Regions from separate parts of the Homo sapiens genome. Here all the other regions are linked to region 2. Evidence: chromatin loops called from intact Hi-C (ENCODE). Cell type or tissue: heart right ventricle. All regions are shown on one strand. Each heading gives the region's core, and the rest is flanking DNA. Links, peaks and the distances in the headings are about the cores only. Region 1 overlaps LOC105372130 (a long non-coding RNA gene). Region 2 overlaps TCF4 (transcription factor 4). Region 3 overlaps TCF4 (transcription factor 4). Region 4 overlaps TCF4 (transcription factor 4).

Region 1 (6,504 bases), core at 764-5,763, 310 kb after region 2:
TCAAACTCCTGACCTCAAGTGGTCAGCCTGCCTCAGCCTCCCAAAATGCTGGGATTACAGGCATGAGCCACTGCACCTGGCCCCTTATATCTTTTCTAAGTTTAAAATCGTATGTTAAAAGACACTGGCTTTAAAATATGGTTTAAAAAAAGCAATTTAGCAAACAAAAAAAGCCCACCAACTAAACAACAGGACAAAACAAGAAAGGACCATGTGAGAGGTAGAAAGGGTAATTTTGCTAAGCCTGAAGGTTTGGGAAAAGAATAGATGAGTGAATAACATGAAGTAAATAGAAGTTGGACATGAAAACCATTATTTAGATGAGTACACAAATGAAACCTTCCCTTAACCGATTCTCGCAAGCCTGTGTTTAGGAAGGGAATTTTTATATTATAATTTCTACATGCTGAGTATAGTATAGAAACTAAATTTCTTCTCATTTGTTTTTCGAGATTAGTTTCTAAATTTTGTTCACTTGTGCATTTTGGAAACATTTGGGTTAGTTTTCGCAGGACAAGTCTTAACCCTTTCATAAATGAACACATGAGAATAGAAGGGTACTTTTTTGCCTGTCTCCCCAGGAAAAGTAACTACAAGCAAGACACAAAGTCTTACGAGAAGGGACAAGGCAAGCCCCTCAAGCAAATGATTCACATTCCACTCTTATGCTTCCCCTAAATCCTGGAGTGTTCTTCATCTTCAACTTCCCAGGTTCAGACTGGCAGTTTGGATTCCTTTGGTGTCTCTTTGAATCACTGGAGGATTTAGTCTTGAACATATGAGCTGTGGGAATATGCAGTGTAGATAGCAAATTTACATACGTATATATTTAATATATATTAAATTATTAAAATAATTTAAACATATTTATATGTTTAAATACATATAATATGCATGCGTATGTATATATATGTTTTTAAATTGTATTATTCTGATCATGTAATTCTAGTCCCAATTTACTAAAAAATACTGGTTTGATTTTCTTCTTTATTTTTTACTTTTTCTTTTCTTTCTCTGCCTCTATCTCCCCACTTTATTTTTCAGGAAAGGATGGAAAAGTAGGGGTGGAGGGCGAAGAGGTTGGAGAGGAGAAGGAGGCAGGGCCTGCAAACAAAATACATGAATTTAACACTTAATTATAGTTAAAGTAAGCACTATTTTGGGTCATAGGAAAACATGCTCAACGCTTCAATATAAATATTTGTAAGGGCATTGCCTACCATTTTTTATAATTATAATAAAAATTATCTTATGGTACAGCAAAAAAATTACATAAGACTGATTACTGTCCTTGAGATATCTTTTAAAAAATCAAGTATGTAGGCAGATCTAGGAATTTAAAAAAATACAGTATGCTGCTGTATTGACATCTTAACATGCAGACAATCAGATGTAATATACAAGTTTGCCTTAATTTCTGGAACATGTACATTCTTGAAAACTTCATTATTCACTGAACAAACACTTATTTGACACTTCGCATTATTTTAAGGGCCTTACAAATATTTAGTTATTTAATTTTTCTAACAATTTCATGAGTTAGGTATTATTACGCTGTATTTTAAGACAGGGAAACTGAGAAACAAAGAGGTTAAGGAACTTACCCAAGGTCACACAGCCAAGTACGGGACTCGAACCCTGGCAATCTGGCTCCATGGCTGTGCCCTTAACCACTGTGCTATGCCACATCTCACAAATCACATTTTTATTAGTCAAAATTTTTATTTCTATTTTCTTATTAGGAGAAATCCCATGGTAAATTGGAAACACAAAAGACCATTTTGTTAAGTGGATTTTTACCCATCAAATTCATCTTACATGAAAACTACTTTTTCATGATGGTTTCTCTTAAAACAAGATCTAAGTATAATTTCAAATATTATCTTTGTAATAGATACAAAATGCAAGCATACAGAATTTTCCCTTTGACATAACAAATAATTTTGATAATCACATACAGCAGACTCCTGTCTGCCATAAAGATGCAAAGCCTTATATCTGAACTTTGTGTTTAAAAATTCTAAAATTTCTTTGGCATTTCTATGCTTCATTTGAATCATGCAATATGTGATATTAAGAAGTGCTGGCTCTCAGTTTGGCCCTTTCTTTAAGAAAGGTAACCTTATCCACAGTTCTCATTTTTTTCCCTTCCCCTCTGGGTTATTTTCCTGTGGAGTAAGGGAATCATCAAGGAAGACTGCCACGTGGTAACAGAGAGCAATTTCAAACACACCCACCAGTGATGATCAGGCCACCAATGATGAGGTGACTTTCCATTTATGACTCGATAAGGACAAGTAGTATCCTTGTGTACGGATAGTGCATGTTGTAACATAGAAACTGAGAGCTCGGTTTTGAATCCAAGGCAATTTTGACTGGCTGCTAGTGCAAAAATATGAATAGTTACACTTGCAGCCAGATGACAGAGAGATGATACACATCTAGTCATATCTATATATGAAAAACCTTGTTTGGGGAATTTATAAAAAAATCACCAGAATTTCCCTACAGTTTCTAGGTGTTTTCTTTCCTATGAAACACACACAGATGCTTTTCTGTTGCTCTTGGACAAAAAGCATATGCAATGAGAACGTGTATGCTTTTCTTTCACTGCACATGCTATTTTAATGATTGGAAGTTTAGTAGAATTGCTAGGATTTGTTTGGTGCTGGATATCTTTAGGTATAAAAAGGAGAGGCGTCAGACACAGAGCTGGAGAGACTGATCTTATTCATCAAGACCCAAATTTTTTTAAAAAAAGTATTACTTTCCCTCTATGCTGTCTCCCCCACCTCAAAGAAACAACATCCTAAAACCACAAACCCTTATCTCCACTCCCATAGGACTGTGGGAGTTAGATGACTCAGGTCTTCAAAAAGAAAACACAACATCTTAGAGAACAAGCTGTTTCTTTTAGTTGGAACAACAAGACAATAGCAAACAATAATACATAATAATAGCCAAGGTAATGCCATGAGCATATGACCTCACTCCCATTGTGATTTTCCTTAAGGACTTTTCTGGGAAGGTCCCAAGAGCAGATTTTTCTAAACAGCTGTGCAATATTCTCCAGAAAGGCCCAGGTCTTTTACTTCTCCTCTTTTCATGAGTGCACTGTGATTGGAAGGAGACCAACTGAGTGAGGGTGTCATCTTCAACAATCACCAGGCTTTCACTACAGATTTCAAAAGAATGTAGCCCAACCACAGTAAGCCCTGATACAGGAGTCCTGAGAAAGATCCATTGGATTTTTGAATTATAGCTTCAGTTCTATAAAAAGTAGCAACTGTACCCACTGACAAAGCAGGCCAGTTCTCCAGTAATTTTAGCCCATGGTGTGTTACTTCTCATGTTGGCAGTTACCCGCTAGTGACCTGCTTGCTCTGGTTTTAGTAGTAGCTTTGAGCTGAGCTGGTTGATGTTGATTGAGGTATGAGAGAGGACAATTTTCAACTGCTGAAATGATGCAATGATGGCCAAGAATCAGCAAATTCCTTTCCTTCTTGAGGAGATTGGCTATTGGTTCATTTATGGCTGAGAAATTGGAGATGATCATTTCTGATGAGTCCTGGGAACACTAGTGACATCTGGGCCGCTTGGATAGTCTAGGACTTCTCCCTCCAGGACTGCTAATACCACAATGGGCAAGGTAAGGAGGCCGACATTCCTGCAATGGCCCATAGCCAGACTTTTACAGTTGGTCTCAATCTGATCAAATATAGGGTTCCTATGAGTCCTCACCCAAGAAACAAATACAGATACCATTTAGGTCAATAATAACCCTTCTGTTTGGGAAATTAAGCATCACCTTCGTTAGCTATGGGGCCCCATTTCACAAAGCATGACTGTGTGAACTGGTCTGGGTGTTGCAGGTTGATTTTCCCAGGAAGCAGACATTGAGATGGAGGTTGGCATGCAGGAATTTATTAGGCACTGTTTTGGGATCAACACCTAGGGGAGGAAAGGTAAGGAGGAGTAGGGAAGGATTTGGAAGGAGTAGTTGGGTTGTGATGCTGTCTCAGTGTAGGCTTCAGCCAATCTTATGGAGTCTGGAGGATGGGAAGACCCTTCAGAGTTTCCCATATTGGGATGAGGGGCCAGACATCAAACCCCTACTTCGGCCTATTGATTTGGGGGCAGAGGCCATTAAAAAAAATACTCAGATCTGTGTTTGCTGCCGGAACTGGGGCTGTGTATAACGTGGAAAATTAGATGGAAGTCAAAGGTGAACTTGATAAGCTCAGAGAATTTACTGGCATTTTCAAAATACATTGGAGGGTCAGAAGCAGGAAGGTGATGAAGTGATGCAGGTACACAATATAGAGCCTTAACCTGTACAGAGAATGGTTGGTGTTTACTATGCATAGGTGTTATCATGGGCAATATTCTAGGCATCATAATTAAATTATTATTTGTAATATGATTAAATTTTTAAATTCTTACAACAACTTAATGACATATATATAACTGTTCCCATCTTTTTACAGTTGGGGAAACTGATGCAGGGTTTGTAGACAGTAAAGACAAGGTGCTACCTTGGAAATCTGGACACATGGCCCAGGCTCTTGACCACTGTCTTATATTGGCTCTCCTGATGCACTTGCCCTTGCCTTTCATGCATGCCCTTCAGGGTTACATGTGACTGGACTCCATTAGGGTGGAAGAGGGTTAACAGAACTTGCAAACAATGATGTGCAGAAATGGAACAACTAGAGTGGGACTATGTCAGGGTGAGGAGGCCTGGTACTGGGAGAAACAGGATCTCATGATCCTAGAGAGGATGAAATCCAGGGTACAGGTGAAGGAATTAAATATAACAGGAAGGGACAGGATACTTACGGAGTAGGAATAAGAATAGGTCTTGTCATCTCTTAAGGACAGATAATGTTTGGCTGTGTCCCCAACCAAATCTCATTTTGAATTGTAGCTCTCCTGATTCCCATGTGTTGTGGGAGGGGCACAGAGGGAGATAATTGAATCATGGGAGCAGTTCCCCCATGCTGTTTTCATGGTAGTGAATAAGTCTCATGAGATCTGGTGGTTTTATAAGGGATTTCCGCTTTTGCTGGGCCCTCATTCTCTCTTACCTGCTGCCATGTAAGACGTGCATTTCACCTTCTGCCGTGATTGTGAGGCCTCCCCAGCCACGTGGAACTGTGAGTCCATTAAACCTCTTTTTCTTTATAAATTACCCAGTCTCAAGTATGTCTTTATCAGCAGCATGAAAATAGACTAATACAAGGACACACTGATGTAAATTTCTTTCATTTATGTGTCAATCACTTCCATCCATAATGTTGTTCTTGGTCTACTCTGGAGTCAGGCTTCTTAGGTTTGGCTGTTTCTAGCACAACTTTCTGAGATTCCACTTCTTCATCTATAAAATAGGATGGGGATTGAATAAAAGAATTCATCTGAAGTGCCTAGTACTGTGCCCAGTGCACCTAAGGCCCTGAATAAATAATGCCTATTTCCTCTCTTTAGTCATCCTCTGCTCTCCCCCATTCTATCTTTCTGTATATAATAGATGTCCGGTAGATATGTGATGATTGGCTAGGTCAAGTCTAGTCCTGTATTAATGTCTACATTCCTGTAGGCTCCATTAGGAAACTGAGCAAATTAACATATTCACAAGTGTCCCTTCATCTCCTTCCATCGAGGAGCAGCTGGTAACTAACTGCATTAGAGGCAAAGTCAAGCCTGGTGTTGACAGACACAGATTCTGCACGAGCTTTAGCAGCCGTGTCAGCACTAGACACCCAAGATGACAATTAGGAAAAAGAACAAACAACTTCAGGGAAAAAGTGTTCTTAAAAGTAGTGAGCGGCAGAGTAAACAAGCAAACAGATATAAAGGAATCAATCACTCAATCACCACTGATAGCCTGCACTGTCTGGGGGATATTATCTGTTGGATGCAGCTGTGGAAAGGTGATCTCAAGACTAGCTTTGGATTCCCAGGCCTGTCTTAGGCCCCTTCTCTAGTCCTAAGAAAAATCATTTCACCTCCTTTTTGCTTTCAGTTTCATTAATAACAGCTCACCATTATTGAGCATGTACTATATGGCAGGCATTGTTTGATTTTAATTGTAACTGTAAAAAGGAGGTACTATTGTTTAGTTCAAAGGCACATGTGGGGAAAGTGAGTCACAGAGATGTTGAACAATGCTGGCATTCAAAGCAGGACAGTTTGGTTCCACAGTTCATGTGCATAAACACCAAGCTTTATTGTCTCTTATGTGCTCAAAGGACAAGTGAAACTTCACAAAATGAGTGAAGCAAATTTGTTATTGAGTGTTTGGAACTATGCTTGGAGTCCTTGCATTTAAAGGCTGAACAATGTTAACAACTGTTAAGTGGGAAGGGTAGACTAACTTCTTCAAGTGCTTGTAACTACAAGCATGGTCCTGATGCATTTCAGTCTATTAGATGAAGTGACCTAATCTATCCTTAATACTGTATTGAAAATTACGATCGGGGATTCGTACATTGCTCATCTCGAGCT
Region 2 (5,000 bases), core at 1-5,000:
CCCGCTTTTGGAAATAATGGGATTCCTTGATCACGGGACAACGAATCACCCTGAAGTTTTTCTCCAGTTTACTCAGTCACATAAGCCACCAGAGGCTAACCACACTGACAACAAAAGCAAGTCCCAGGATTCCGGGGGCTAATACCATGCTAGGCATTACTTGGGAAGTTATGAGTTGGTATACATCTGTGAATTTGGTGGGAGGAGAAAACTAACAGTAAATTTATCAAAGCCAGTGGAACGTTCAGCGTTATAAAATTACAAGGATCTGCTTCTCGGCGACTAACCTGCTTTTTCACTTCTGCCATCACTTCCTCATTTACACATATTAGAAGCTGGTCAAAGATTTCATTAGATGTGGTTTTGACAATAACAGCAAAGTGCCTAAAGCCACAGATTTTTAAATGAGCCCCAAATTCAGATTTGGGGGAAAAAAGAACCAATCACAGCAGAAAGCGCTTTAAAAGAAAAAAAAAAAAAAAAGAAACATTATCTTGAGCAGTTATTCTGCACTTAGTTGTACTGTGTGAAAAGAAAATAAAAAAAGCTCTATAAAATGTCAGAATTAACCTATCGTTTCAGATTGCTTACAGGTGAAATTCTACCATCTGGATGGGCAGTTTGCCCACACAAAAAAAGAAATAAACTAAAAGGAAAAAAAAAAAGTAAAACCTTCTTTTGCCTGCTATTTTACCACAATAGATTTTACAGGAGAGAGGACAGAGCCACCATAATCTTTAGACATGGACACACACACATTTACACACATGCCTGTGTACACACACACAGGTTCATGTACAAACTGTGACAAAATAAAAGTTGGAAGAAGCAAGAGATTGAAATAAAATTCTGTTTCTTGGAACCCCAAGAGTTTAACAAGGAATGAAACCCAGTCATTCTTAATCACATACAAGGGAAAAAAGATTTATTTTAAAATTTTCGTGAAATAACTGATGATTCTTTCTGTTTTACTGAAATACTCTAAAAAATAAGGCCCCGCATATCAAAGTTTCTCTCTTCCCTTAACAAGGCGTATTATAATCTTTATTTATGCTGGGCTAGCAACTTTGGGAATTACAATTTAACTTTAAATAAACAGGAAACTGCATCTTAGGAACTCCCAGAAGTCATTTTATTCATCTGAGAGTGAAAATGCTTATAAACGTTATAATTTATAAAGAAGTACACTTCTATTTTCCCTTTTTCTTAATCATTATACAAACCTTTTATTAAAACATCTGCCTCAGCAAAAAGACCAGTTTTAATAATCATCATTTTTTAACCTAAAGATCAAATAGAAAATGAAGTCAGACTCTGTTTAAGTTTTTCTTTCTAACCTTGAGGGCCAGATAGAACTTTCAGTTTAACTTCAGGCTTGTCTGTCAAACATGGTACCAGGTTGGCATCAAGTGTACATTTGCCAACCTAAAGTTCCACATTTTGAAAGCAACACACAGAGGCTTTCATAAATTAACAGCTCTCTGTGTTAAATATTTGTCGATATCTCTGCTCTGGGGTTTCTGGGTTTCCATTTTGATTGCAGAGTGTCTCCTAAAATTACATTTGAAGAACAACACTAAACCAGAAGTGTTGAGTGAGAGAATTATGGGCACATTCTCAAACTCTTACACTAAACCACAAAGGGAATAGATTAAAAAGAAAAAGCACAAAAAAAAAAAAACCACTATCATCCAAAAAAAAAAAAAAAAAAAAAAACCCACCCTGAATAGAGAAATCGAATACTTGCTTTTCTTTCGACCTTATGGGTAGCACGCCGAGGGAGGCACCAGAAGATCTAAGCCCAAATACGTGATGAAGAGTCGCCAAAAAGCATGTGGATGAATAAACTGTTGTGGCGTGAATCTGCCAGCCAGAGGACAGAACACAACATGCTGGGGCTTGGCTGTCCTAACATGTTTTACTATGTACATTTAAATAGTCTTGAAAGGGAAAAGGAAAGAAGGGAAAAGGTGGAGGGTTTGGGGGGTTTTTTTTAATATTAAAAAAAAAGTTTGCCAGAAATTCTCATACTTGGGTCACAAATAAAAGTACTTTCCTATTATTAAAAAAAAGAGAATCTAGTTCTTAGGCTAACACTCATCACATGTTTCCTATGATGGAAATTTAGGGGGGTGGTTTAAAGAGTTAAAGACTCCCTACCATTAATTTGCATCTGGTGCTTTTAGTGTGTGTGTGTGTTTTTTTCTTCCCTGAAAAGTTGGCAGAGCCGCCGATTTTCCATAATGCAAGCATTTGGGAATTGTGAGCGGAATGAAACCGATCCAATCTCCTGACTGCGACATGAATTTTCATTAATTACAACCTTGTCAGCAAAAGCATTATCAAAGCTGAATATGAAAATGCTAATGAGTCCTCATTTGCATATTTTTCTTTGTTGGAATGTCATTAATTATTACATTTTATGATGATGAATGCAGCTGTCGAAGCTCTCCGATGCATAATTAGCCATCAGAATGCCAGGAGCCGATCAGCATTTTTGGGTGAAAAAAAACAAATTTCACTTCCACTCTCCCCCAACCCAACACCACCAAACACACACACACACACGCACATGCTCACACACACACGCACACACAGACTCGGAGCCCTGATGATGACAGTCCTGAGGCCGGACTTTGGGGGAAGTTGAAAAGGGCTAGGTTAAAGCAAATTTATTTTTGCCTTAAAATTATTTTGTTTTTAGGCGATAATGGTCTTATACAATAGAAGCAGTTCTTAATAAAAAAAAATCGTTATTCCAGCTTAATTAATGCCACGCTTAATTATAACACCATGATGTCAGCGGTTTTAATTAAGTATTGGCTCCGTTACAAAAAAAAATCCTCACTGCAGTAAGAGTCACAATACACAGAGTTGTGCAAATCATTTCTGCGATATTTTGGTCTTCCGTGGTTCACGAACTATTCAGATATTAACAGGCAGCATTAAAACTCCACGCACACACGCGTGCGCAGGAGAGGCACACGCGCGCGCGCACACACACACACACACACACACACACAATCAAGCAAAGGGGAAAAACCGTACTTTCCTACTACATTACTTGGACAGACTTTAGAGCTTACCTACTTGACCACTTTTTTGAGCTAAAGTGTAAGTGAAGATGACAAAACATAGCTCATCCTCTCTCAGCCTCTGGGAACGGTGTTTATAAGTAAAAAAAGAAAAACAACACAGAGCAGATGGGACCATTACACATGACCAAACCAATCAATCACAGATGAAGGGCCCAGGTGCAGCGCAGCCGTGCAACAACGCACCATTTCACAGTCTGTCAGACACACACACACGGTCGTCCATGAGTGACCCTCCTCAGCTCCCCCCGGACCTCATCTGGGGCGCTGCGCCCCTCTCGCCTGCCTACACTCCAACTGACGTCTTCATAATCGCCCTGTCTTTCTATCTGCTTTGGCTCCTGTAAAGAGAGGAGGATGGAAGGGGTGGTGACTGGGCGGAAGGGGGGATGGGAGGGGAGATGAGGACAGGGGCTCACATCATTGTCACTTATGAGGAGTCCGGTCTTCCTCCTTCTGCCATCCCCATGGCCCCTCCCTCTCCAACCACCATCAGAATCGCTTTTCTAACCATCATTACGCTCATTAATTTTTAAGGGTGACTGCTTGGCTGCGGCACCCCAACTGTCTGCCATTAGAAATAGAAATTTTGTGTGTGAGTTTCTTGCCTGTGAGGAAAAAAGATGTGTGTCACTCGACAAAGTCATGATTAGATGGAAATGTTAGAAATTAATTAATTGGAAGTGGGTAGGAAGACTTTTCTTAGCCCCCTCCAGATTAGTTAACATGAGACTCTAGTTACCCACAAGCTTCCAAGGAATCAGCTCTGTCTCAAGATTTTGTGTCTTAAAGAAATTCCACAGCCTTTGGCATCCTATATCACAAACTCATCCAGGAATCACTGAACCCAAATGAAATTGTACATTTGTAAGGGTCACAAGCTTACACTGGCAACATAACTGAAACACCAACTTAAACACAAAGTTAGGGACAGGCTCCCTGCTTTAAACTCAGAATTCCTAACTCACAGCCTAACTTTCTATGGCTTGCAGCTTTCCTTTCTTTAAAACAAAACAAACAAAAAGCACAAAAATATCAAACAACAACTAAGGGGGGAGCAGAGAAAGACAGTAACCAATAGAATCAAAAGGATAATACACAGCACTGAGGCCCACCTACCCCATTTGAAAAAAAACTTCATCACACCACATCAGAAAAAAGCAGATTGGTTTTATTGATCCAATGAATTATTTAATCATGTCTTCTTCCTTAAGTCTAGGTAATTTATAACAGTTTTTGAGATCTTTTGATACAGTACAAATATTATAAAGAATCAACTATATTTACTCAAAATATTGAAAATGGATACTTTCCCCAGCTTTAGGAGATGCCTGCTCATCCGAAGAGTGATTGAATGTTCTCGACAATTTATAATTTATTTTGCCTATTTAGAGATGAGAAGGAGTTTAGGAAAGCACTCAAACCCTCCAAAGAACAACTATATGACTGCAAAATAGCTTAAAGGATTTATGTCCCAAAATGCTCATGACATTTTAGGCATTACTGAAAATTTACACTAAGAACAAGAAAAAGTTTAATCAAAATAGACCACACAATCCAGCCACTTTAAGGATTAAGTCAAGTTGTCATTTATGTGAAGCTTCATGTAATGGTGGAAAAAATGAAATAGAGTACAGGCTAAGTTGGGTGAGAAAGTGTCCTACCTAAAATCTGCATGCCATTCCATTTACAGGCAAAGGCAATTTTACACAACACTAGGCAGATTGGATTCGTTGAAATGAAAGCTTTGTCTCTTAGCATGGGCCCTATCATCAATTCAAACATATTTTCAGAATGGTTTGATGATGCACTTGTTTTTGGCTTTTTTTTTTTCTTTTGAGGATTCAGTATGCTTCCCCCAGCTCTTCACCAATGAATTTGTCCTTTGGAAACTTTTAAGTATTG
Region 3 (5,000 bases), core at 1-5,000, 86 kb after region 2:
TTCTACAAAATGAACCCAAATGTCCAAAGGAAAACCATCAGCTAGGATAATACACACACATTAAAATGTCCACATGCAACACACACACACACACATATACATACCCCACACACAAAAATATTTCCACAAGCAAGCATGCATTCATTTATTTAAACATAATCACAGTACTCACTCTAAGAGAGGGATAGGTTTTAAGATCTCCAGCAGATGCCTGAAACCTCAGATAGCACAAAATTCTATATACGCTATGATTTTTCCTATGCATATATACCTATGATAAAGTTAGTTCATAAATCAGGCACAGTGAGAGACTGACAACAATAACTAAGAGTAACATAGAACAATTATAATATACTGCAACCTCAGCATATGATCTTTCTTTTTTTTTTCTTTTTTTTTTTTTGAGATGGAGGCTTGCTCTGTCACTGAGGCTGGAGTGCAGTGGCACAATCTTGGCTCACTGCAACCTCCGCCTCTCAGACTCAAGCAATTCTCCTGCCTCAGCCTCCCAAGTAGCTGGGATTACAGGCGTCCACCACCACGTCTGGCTAATTTTTGTATTTTTAGTAGAGATGGGGTTTCACCATGTTGGCCAGGCTGGTCTCGATCTCTTGACCTCAGGTGATCCGCCCGCCTTGGCCTCCCAAAGTGCTGGGATTACAGGCATGAGCCACCAGGCCTGGCCTTTTCTTAAGTGGGGAACTTTGCCCTTGTAACTTATAGGATGCACTTCATGGCTTTCTTTTGGCATATCTGAATTGCCAGATTCACTACTTTTGTGCTTTGGGGCCATAGTTAAGTCAAAAAAGGGTGACTAGAACCTGAGCACTGCCATAGTAACAGTCAATCTGAAAACCTAGAGGTGACTTATAGGCAGGGAGTGTCTGGAGTGTGAATCTGCTGGACAAAGTAAGGATTCATGTCCCGGATGAGATGGCAAAGGACAGTGCAGATTTCATCAAATGGCGAGCAATTTAGAACTTAGGAGTTATTTCTGGAATTTTCCATTTAATATTTTTGGACCACAGCTGATGGACAGTAACTAAAACTAGAGAAAATGAAACTACAGATAAGGGGGGCGGGGGGACTACTGTATTCTAATTATCTTTTTTGCCTACCTAGGGGTTCCATATTTTGATGCAGTTTAGTTGGATATCAGGCAACTACACATGGGTAGACAAAGAAATGAACACCTTTGCACCTGAACAGCAACAGCTAAGGGGACACACACAGAGGGAACCACTGAATTCTAACCTTGGCTGAAACTTAATTGGGTGTGGATTGGGGAGAAGATTTCTGGGTGTATTGTGTGTGCTGGGAGTAATCTATCAAGTATTGATTGGGTTCAAGTGTTGGTGCTGAGGAGTTACCCTCAGCTTCTCCATTCCCCTAAAAATTCTCTAGGCTGAAATAGCCTTTCTAGGCATTCACTCAAGTAAGGTGGAGAAACTGACCCATGTAACCGGGAAATGACTACAACCAGGAGGAGACACTGAGGCTAATGTGTTGCCTATAAAGTCTCATCCTCAAGTTGATGCTATCCAAGAACAAATAACAGAACCAGTGCGGGACAGGGAGGCTTCCTGACCAGAGGACCAGCAGCAGTGGAAAAAGGCAGCCGGGGAAATGTACCCCCAACACACACAATATACCCCAAAACTTTCTCCCACCCCCCACCAACAAAATGCCTCTGGCAAATAACACCTTATTATTTGATATGTGCAACTGCAAACTCATTTAAAGTAAAACTAGAAGCACCTTTAGAAAACTTTGCTGCTTTAAATTGATCTATAACCTACTCCAGGTCTACCCGCCCTTTCTTTTAACCAGGCTGCCATTCCTAAATTTTCCTCCGTTATAGCAATTCTACCACCACCACTTCTGAAAATGGGTTTTGAATGTTAATATTTTGTTGGATTTTCAAATGTAATGATTATTTCTAACAAGAACTGAGAAACTGCTCCATTATATTTCTCCTCTCTAAATTTGATCATGCTAATAGCTTAAAAATACTCACTGAGCAGTTACTATGGGCTGAACACTGTTCTCAATGTTAGATGCATTCACTCATTTAATTCCCATAGCCCAATGAAGCAGGGACTTGTATTATCCTCATTTTACAGAGAAATTAAATAACTGTGTTGCCCCAGGTTACAGGTAGTAAGTGGTCGAGCTGAGATTTAGAGCCAGAATCCATGCTTTCCAGCCCACCCTTCCCAGCTCACACTTGCTCTTTAATTATAAAATACCAGAAATCGGCACAGTAAACATTGTTGCTGTGCACCTCCTTTTATTCCTAGGAACACTTAATAACAAACTGCAAATAACAAAACCGCAATACACGCTAAATGCTACAAGGTTTCATTTCACCATCCCTGCAAGAAATTTGCTTACTTTTAGAAATTATGTGCTGACTTTAAAAAATCCAAACAAAATGTAAATCGTATTTTTATTAACTGTTAAACAGATTATCTGAAACATTAGAGTAAATCTCCTCTCAAAAATCATAGCAAGACTCCTGTATGTTATTAAATCTCTTTACATTTTAAACAGGAAAAATACTCCATTTCTGAGTCTAAGTTCCTAGCCCTTCAATAATCCACACTAAAAATCAGATTAATTGGAATTTAAATATATCTGTGTGTGTCTTATTTCTGTAAGTCCTTAAGGAACATTATTGTCCACTGTTATCCCCAAGTCTTGCGGACTTCGTAAAGGAGTACTAGACACAGGGCAGGTTTTTAAACCATTATATAAAAAAAAACTTTGATATAATCTAAGTTATTCTCTTCTCTGGTAAAACTGTAGCTACCTAAAAGCAAGTAGGTACAGCAACATAAAACACTCACACAGACAGACACACACACACACACACACAAACACTCAAACACCACCACCACATACTCAGTTAAGATGCTGGTAGTATCGCTACTTGTTTTTTCAGCTTTAATTCACTGTGTTGAAAACTACTCAGAAAATATTTGATGTCTCTCTTGACAGTACAGCATGTAGAGGCAGCCCCCAGAATTATAAACCAAATTGCGTTTAAAAAAGAATGGACTGTTGAAAGAATGATCCCCACTAAAAATACAGTTTAAAGGCAACTAAGGTCATCAAGAGTAAAATGGCTAGTGGCTTAATGTGACATCCAAAATGATTCCCCCAAATCTCATCCCCTTTATACTAAAACAATAGAGGGTTGCCTCTAATAAGTTAATATCATTCCTCAAAATCTTTATTGAGAAGCACCTTTAGACCCTCAAATCTGCCTCCCAGAGGAATTCCATCAATCCAGACATTACTGAAGTTCTGAGCCAAAAATAAAGGGAAAGGGGCGGGGGGAAATCACAGGAAGTTAAACTGTTAGGACTGCAGCCAGGGAAATTCCTTTGATAATCAAGCCCTACCTTCACCCTGAAGCGTAGCTTTCAAGAGTTGAAATAATAACTTTCTTTGGAATTCTTCATCCATGAAAATGCCTGGGAAAATGATCTAAAGCAATAATCCTAAGAAATAACCAAGAGAAATGAAAGCAAAACCAAAGATTTTTAACACTGGTCTTCCATTTTCTGACACTGCTTTTCATGTTTGTCTCCTTCAAGTTTCTACTAAACCAAGGCCAAGTCTCCCCCTGATGTTCTATGCAGCACCACTTACTGAGTAAGACTGACAGTAACCACATTTTCTGACTCAAGGTTAAAGGTGCACATTCATAAAGTAAAACTCCAGATATAGCGCTCAGTCTGCCCCTTAGACTGACTGAGTCACAGCAGAGGATCCAGAATGGTTTCCATTCCTCTATTTCTCCGTCTAAAGAGTCATGACATTTTCAGGCATTTTGGTAGAGATAGCAAAAAAAAGTTAGAGCTTAAAAAAGCAGAAATGTTTATAATATTCCACATTACTTTCTCATTTATATGTGTCCAACCTGACAGAAATTTGAAACCAAAATCCTGAACCATGCATTTCAACCTAGAAGCCTTTGTAAAAACCCCAGTCAAATATGTCCAGCAATTCAAACTTCTAAGGATACAGAAGTCGATAGATCAAACATTTTAATCAAGAGTAAGCTTTTAAAATACAAGTTACATAAATATTTACCTCTGCTGTCCTCTTCCATATGAATAGGAAGTAATAAATTCCCCCAATATATCTGGTGATTAAAATTCTAAAATACTACTTCGTAAACTTTTAAAGTTTGTGAACTGAGACCTCCACTTTAAAAGGCCTTTCTTTTAAGGGGCCTTCCTTGTTACTCTCCTGTGCTCCATGGAAACAGAACATGAGTTAATGATGACCGTAGATTTTAATTTATTTGTATATATCAGTCAGTAGAAGGGGAAATGATACTGGCTGTGTGTTTATGAGCTACATTAGAAATTTGAACAATAGCAGACCTTTTCTGAAACAAAAATAAAATATGAATCAACAAGATCTCTGCCAAACAGAGGTCTCAGGACAGCCTTGTTCAGTCTTCTGGGAATCCCACTGCAATAAGCACAATAAAAGCAGGACGTGCCTCATTTCCTTCAACCGTTCAACATGCCTCTCTTGGAGATGTTTGTAAATTTCCTTCCTTTACGCATCAAGCTGGCAAACTGTCGTCATTTCTTTGGGGTAATAATATCCTGTTGATGTCTGAGTAGGTCTGTTTTGATTGTTTCTTCCACATAACACATATACTTTTAATATCATTTTCAACACACAATACACGGAATTATTTTTCAACATACTCGAACACAGTTCAGCAAAGTATAACCGGAAGCAATGAAGGGCAGAATATGTTAATAAAATCCTAGTTTTATTTTTGGATTTGCAACTTAGATGTAGGTAATAGAGTAATTCCAAAAGTTTAAAAAAAAAAAAAAAAAAAGCATTCTCTGCTGTTTAGGAAGCTGAAAATACTTACCTCTACTATTTTAATAAGGTATATGTTTTCATTCAGTTCCTATACTGGAGTATGGGGAATTTCACATAGCAAAAGTACCAAATCAGCATTA
Region 4 (5,000 bases), core at 1-5,000, 93 kb after region 2:
CATCTCCATATAAATGTCTAATTTTGCAACACTTTAGGTGCCACAATGACTGTGTGAATGAGTCAGAATATGCATTACCAAATAGTGAAAGAGTGTAGTTTTCCTAACCAATATCTATTTTTGAAAAAAAAATTTTAAAAGCACATTGCTTCTTATAATTTTTCCATAAATATCTAACTACTCTCAAAGCTACCATTTAGACTACAAATGCATCCTTCAGTTTGTTAAAGAAAATTTCCATCACTTGCAACTATAAATTTGGAAAACGCAATAACCTTTAATGGCATACAGGATATGATTTTGCTTTCTCATATTTAAAAAAAAGCTGCTTATTCCTGAAGTAATTTTTCAGAACATATATAATTTGTTTTATAATTTTAAAGCTGATCCCCAATGTTTGATAATTCTCTATCTCTTCTTTCTCTGTGTTACAATCCCAAAATCTTTTAGTTCTCTTTGAAAATACATATGCATTAAAGTTTGAGGCCAGACAGCCAGCATATACTGGTAGTCTCTGTTAAGGCTAATTGAGTTATCATAAACATGCAAATCCCTTTGTATAGAGAAGCCTGGCTTTTCTTTGCCATCTAAGATGAAACTATAATCTATAAAGATAAGCAAAATCTATGTTCTTGATTTGCTTTGCATGTAAATTCTTTCACATAGATAAGCTCTTGACATGTATTCCTCTTCTGAAAGATCAAAGATCATTCTTCAAAAGCCAGGTTTCTCTCCTATCTTCCATCTCTTCTCAGATTTCTACTGTATCTTTTCCCCATGGCTAATGTTCTCTGAAGAGAACCAAATTAATGAACACTGACATTCTTCATACCTATTTTAATGGCATCCTGTGGTGACAATGCAATAACAGGACTATTGTGGCATCGAGCAACATGGTCTCCAAGTTTACTTCCTGACAGTGACTCAATCACTGAGCATGTGTTTGAAATATTATGCATTCATGCATGCACATGCACATCCATGAGCATACACACACATCTATCCATGCACACACACACACACACACACACACACACACACACACACACCCCAATCATACCTACCACCATGCTGGTCAGTACCCACAGCCAAGGAAAAGTAAAGGCCTAAAAACTAATCTAGAAGATGTAAACGTGGTAACAGTTAATTCAAATAAATCATTAAATATAAAAATTTAAAGAAATACACAGCTGCTGATTATCTCAATTCTTAAACTTTGTTCTTACAGGTTCATCACAATTAAAGCCTCTTCCAAGGTGAACTCTGCTCAGGGCAGCCGCAGCATTTGATTTTTTTTGGACAGAAGCTTTTGGTAAGTAAAAAGCAACCAATAAACTGAGGAAAAACATATGATTTAATAAAAGGAGCACACGTAAAAATATATGGATGCACAAAGCAATTGATGTATATTATTTACTCTTTTTTTACAATATTTATAGAATAGTACAATTTTTATATAATGCATACATCATCTGATTATGAATAATACATGTGTAATATATGGTTTATTACTATTAAAATTATTACCATATAATGGTAATTGAATTTGTGCCAGGCATAATGCTAAGCAATTAATAAACATGCTCATTTGATCCTGCCCCACTCTATAAAGACCTATAATATTACTTTCTTAAGGATGAAAATAACTTCAGCAAGATTAGGAAATTTGCCTAATTTCAGAGGAAAACACATAAACGTAAAGCCATAAGACAGTTACCTGTTCTTGTTCAGCCCTGTATCCCAACACTTAATGTAAAGATGGAGAAACAAAGTTAAAAGACCTAAGAAAGTCAGGCAAGTAGATGAGAGAGAAAAAAGTCAGAGAATCCAAGGTAGGAAAACAACCCAGAGTATAAAACTCACGGAAAAAAATGGCCTCACCAAGTTAAGTATGGTCACACTCATTTGTTCATTCATCAGGCATGTACTGAGTGTTGACTATGTTCTGGTCACTGAACTACGTGCAGACACATGGCTGGGGTGCAAGTTCTGAAGACATGATCCTGACCACTCCAAAAACTACAGTTCCGTCAGGAAGACTAAGCATCTCAGCAGCTGTGATTGCTGGCATATGCCCCAGCATACAAGAGGACAAGCTGGAGGGACAATCAGATCAGTCTTCTGTGTTAAGAAAAACTCCCATGAAGAGGTAGACATGAGCTGAGTTTTGAAAGAGAGTAGGAGGTATAGAAGAAGGCTGTGTTCCAAAGTCCAACGCTTCAAAGAGGTAAAGCAGTAGAAAGGTCAAAGCCAATCACACATGCTACTGATGACGTTTTGAGGTGGAATCTTCAGAGAGTGTTGTGGAAAGAAGCCAGATCATGGCACATTATATACAGAATGTCGTGTGAGAAAACTTGGCTTGAAAAGGACAGAACAAAATGAAGAGAAAAGTTAGTCTCAAAATTTGGAGGGGGGTGGGCGTATTTAAATTCATCTTTAAATTTAAAAATCCATCTTTAATTTTAAGATAGGAGAAATGAGCATATTAAAATGCTGAAGAGTCAGGAGAGAAGAGGAGGTTGGTGATTCCGGAGAAAGACTCCTGGTGAACATGCCCTTAGATGTAAGAGGATGAAGGTAACAGCTATTGAGACTAGCAAATATAGACTTGATTAAAAAGTCAGATTGGGTTTAAAAGAAGTTTCCAGAAAATGGTGGTGGTGGTGTGTATGTGATAAAAGACAAATTCCAAAGGTGTGTGTAACAGCGATCATTCAGTGATGACTTACGGAGACAGGGCTGTAGATGGAAAAGATGACTGGACGTGAGTTTGGAAGTCTTGTTTGTTTATTTTCTAACTGTTACCTTGAACAAGTCATTTAACCTCAACCTCAGTATCCCTGACTCTTAAACAGGGATGACAGTTCACTTAACTTTTTCTATGACATATCTGAAAGCACAGAAATTGGTTCATGGAAAATGCTCACTAAATCTTAGTTTGGTCTTATCTAAATCTAAAATAATATACTGTCTGGTTTTTTGGGTTTTTTTTTAAAGGTTTATAAGCAAAATGAAGGGAAAGCTACAGCTTCCCATTAGGTGAACCCAACCAGAAGACTGAGAGAACGAGAGAAAGGCAGTCTGATTATGCAACTGTAGAAGGTTAGCCTCTTGAGACACAGAGCAGGATGGAGAGTGATCCGGAGGCCTGGATGGAGAAAAACTAAGTAGGAAACACGATGGTGAGCATTAGAAGAGGAAATGACTGTAATCTTCAAGAGTGTGGTCAGGGAAGGCTTTCTGATATGACATTTGAGTGAAGAGAGAGATGAAGGACCCAACTATGGAGAACCTGAGTCAAGTGTTCCTAACAGAAAGGATAACAAATGTGAAGACCCTGAGGTGGGAGCTTGCATGGTGCATTTGCAGAACACTAAGAAAGAGTGTGGCTGGTGTAGAGTGGGAGAGAAAGCAAATGATATCACAGAGGTACCAGGGAAGCCACATACCATTTTAAGGTCTTTGGCTTTAACTAAATAAGGTGTAAGGTCAATGAAGTGTTCTGAGAAGAGGAGGAATAACATCTGAATTATGTTTTAAAGATCACTGCTCCATTAAAAAACAGACTAAGGTCAAGGGCTAAAGCAGGCAGTCCAGTTAGCAGACTATTACCAGAGTGCTACAAAGTCCTAGCAACAGAGGTTAGGAAAAGTGGTTGAATTCTTAAAAGTCAGAACCTTGTGGGAAACGGTTATAATAAGAGCTCCTAATGAATAACACCATCCTTCACCCATGATTTTGTGGAGTTTCTTAGCACCCTGATACTGGACTATGCCACATGACACGCTTTGACCAATGGAGTATCTGCAAGCATGATGTAAGCAGAGACTTAAAAAGTGCTTACTCATTTGATCTTGCTCTTTTGTGCGGCTGGGTGATTTTCTACCATGATGTGAAGAACCCTGAGCTATCCTCTGGAGGCCTAAACCACATGGAACAGAAGTGAGCCAATTCAGTTGATGGCTCCCTAAACCAACCAGGCCCTCCTGTCCACCCGCCATCAGACTGTATCCTCATGAGTGACCACCATTGACATCAACAAGAGAACCAACTGGCTGAGCTCAGTCCAAGCAGGTAAACTACATACAGATTTGTGTGCCAATAAAATGGTTATTGTTTTAAATCACTAAGTTTGGGGAATGTTTGCTATGCAGCGATAGATAATAAATATAAGCTAACAACATTTAGGAAGACTTTAAATGTACAATATAAGAGAAAATGGAGATATGAATAATTCCCTAGAGGTTAAGTCTGAGAAATGAAAAAACTAAAGGTGTCTTCAAATGAGATGGGAAGGCTGAGGAAGAAAGTAAATCAAATGTAAAACCCAGAGGATTTATAAACATCCTCAGTGCAAGCAAAGCTACATATACTTCTGTTTAGGTATAAGCAGTAAAGCAATGGTGACTCCTCAGACACACACAGCAGCTCCAATCAGGGAAGTGTGAGAGTCCAGGCCCTTGCTGGTTAGAGCTTTCTCCATCTCTCTTCTGTTTGACCTTGCATTTCAATTTTTGCCATGACCAAGAAATTGAAAGTAACAAAAATTACAATAAATAATCATTTATGTAAGTTTTCATATATCCATTATTCTCCAAATAATACTTTTTGCACAGTAACTTTTCTGCCCATCATTTATCCTAAATGATTACATGAATTAATGGCCTACCGTTAAGTACTTATTGAAACACCTTGAATGCCTGCTTCAAGATTTAGATCTTGAAACTAGCTGTGGTCTTTATATGCAAAATCTCTAATGACTTCTAGAATGCATGGAGTTTATCTTCCTTACATTCCCAGCAATATGATGATTTGCTGTCTGTTATATAAAATGTTTAAATATTTATAGCTAATATGAATTCATCAGGTACAGTTAAGTAGAGCAAATTTAGTTCTATGAAACTACACAATTTCACAGAAACAAAATTTCAAAGACTCTATCAAGAAGCTATAAAAACTGCATATTAGAAAATAGAAACAAAAATGAAAAAACGTGT

What was found. A loop is a pair of places that touch in the nucleus more often than their neighbours do. Peaks named below come from ENCODE experiments on the same cell type or tissue, not always from the same donor. Only the 100,000 strongest peaks of a DNase experiment are listed, where the experiment ranks them.
Region 1: it touches region 2 in a loop (3-fold over the local background); 2 of 110 quality-filtered maps call a loop at or near these places.
Region 3: a loop joins it to region 2, with 5 times the contacts of the local background. A loop is called at or near these places in 22 of 110 quality-filtered maps.
Region 4: it touches region 2 in a loop (3-fold over the local background); 24 of 110 quality-filtered maps call a loop at or near these places.

What each region holds. Positions count from the first base shown.
Region 1 is chr18:55,729,492-55,735,995 of GRCh38, forward strand. All of the region lies in intron 2 of LOC105372130 (a long non-coding RNA gene), which reads left to right. Among named protein-coding and RNA genes, the nearest start is that of LINC01415, 49 kb to the right of the region's middle. In heart right ventricle, for the core only: no CTCF peak of the experiment used is centred there; no DNase peak of the experiment used is centred there; H3K27ac peaks cover 1,932 bases.
Region 2 is chr18:55,420,433-55,425,432 of GRCh38, forward strand. The region is part of intron 5 of TCF4 (transcription factor 4); the gene reads right to left. Among named protein-coding and RNA genes, the nearest start is that of TCF4-AS1, 30 kb to the right of the region's middle. RefSeq lists an enhancer at 1,962-3,416. In heart right ventricle, for the core only: no CTCF peak of the experiment used is centred there; DNase peaks (open chromatin) are centred at 1,827, 2,229, 2,567 and 3,373; H3K4me3 peaks cover 3,719 bases; H3K27ac peaks cover 4,084 bases.
Region 3 is chr18:55,506,478-55,511,477 of GRCh38, forward strand. All of the region lies in intron 3 of TCF4 (transcription factor 4), which reads right to left. Among named protein-coding and RNA genes, the nearest start is that of MIR4529, 30 kb to the left of the region's middle. RefSeq lists enhancers at 3,071-3,589, 3,552-3,601. In heart right ventricle, for the core only: no CTCF peak of the experiment used is centred there; no DNase peak of the experiment used is centred there; H3K4me3 peaks cover 2,827 bases; H3K27ac peaks cover 4,547 bases.
Region 4 is chr18:55,513,398-55,518,397 of GRCh38, forward strand. The region is part of intron 3 of TCF4 (transcription factor 4); the gene reads right to left. Among named protein-coding and RNA genes, the nearest start is that of MIR4529, 37 kb to the left of the region's middle. In heart right ventricle, for the core only: no CTCF peak of the experiment used is centred there; a DNase peak (open chromatin) is centred at 2,034; H3K27ac peaks cover 3,748 bases.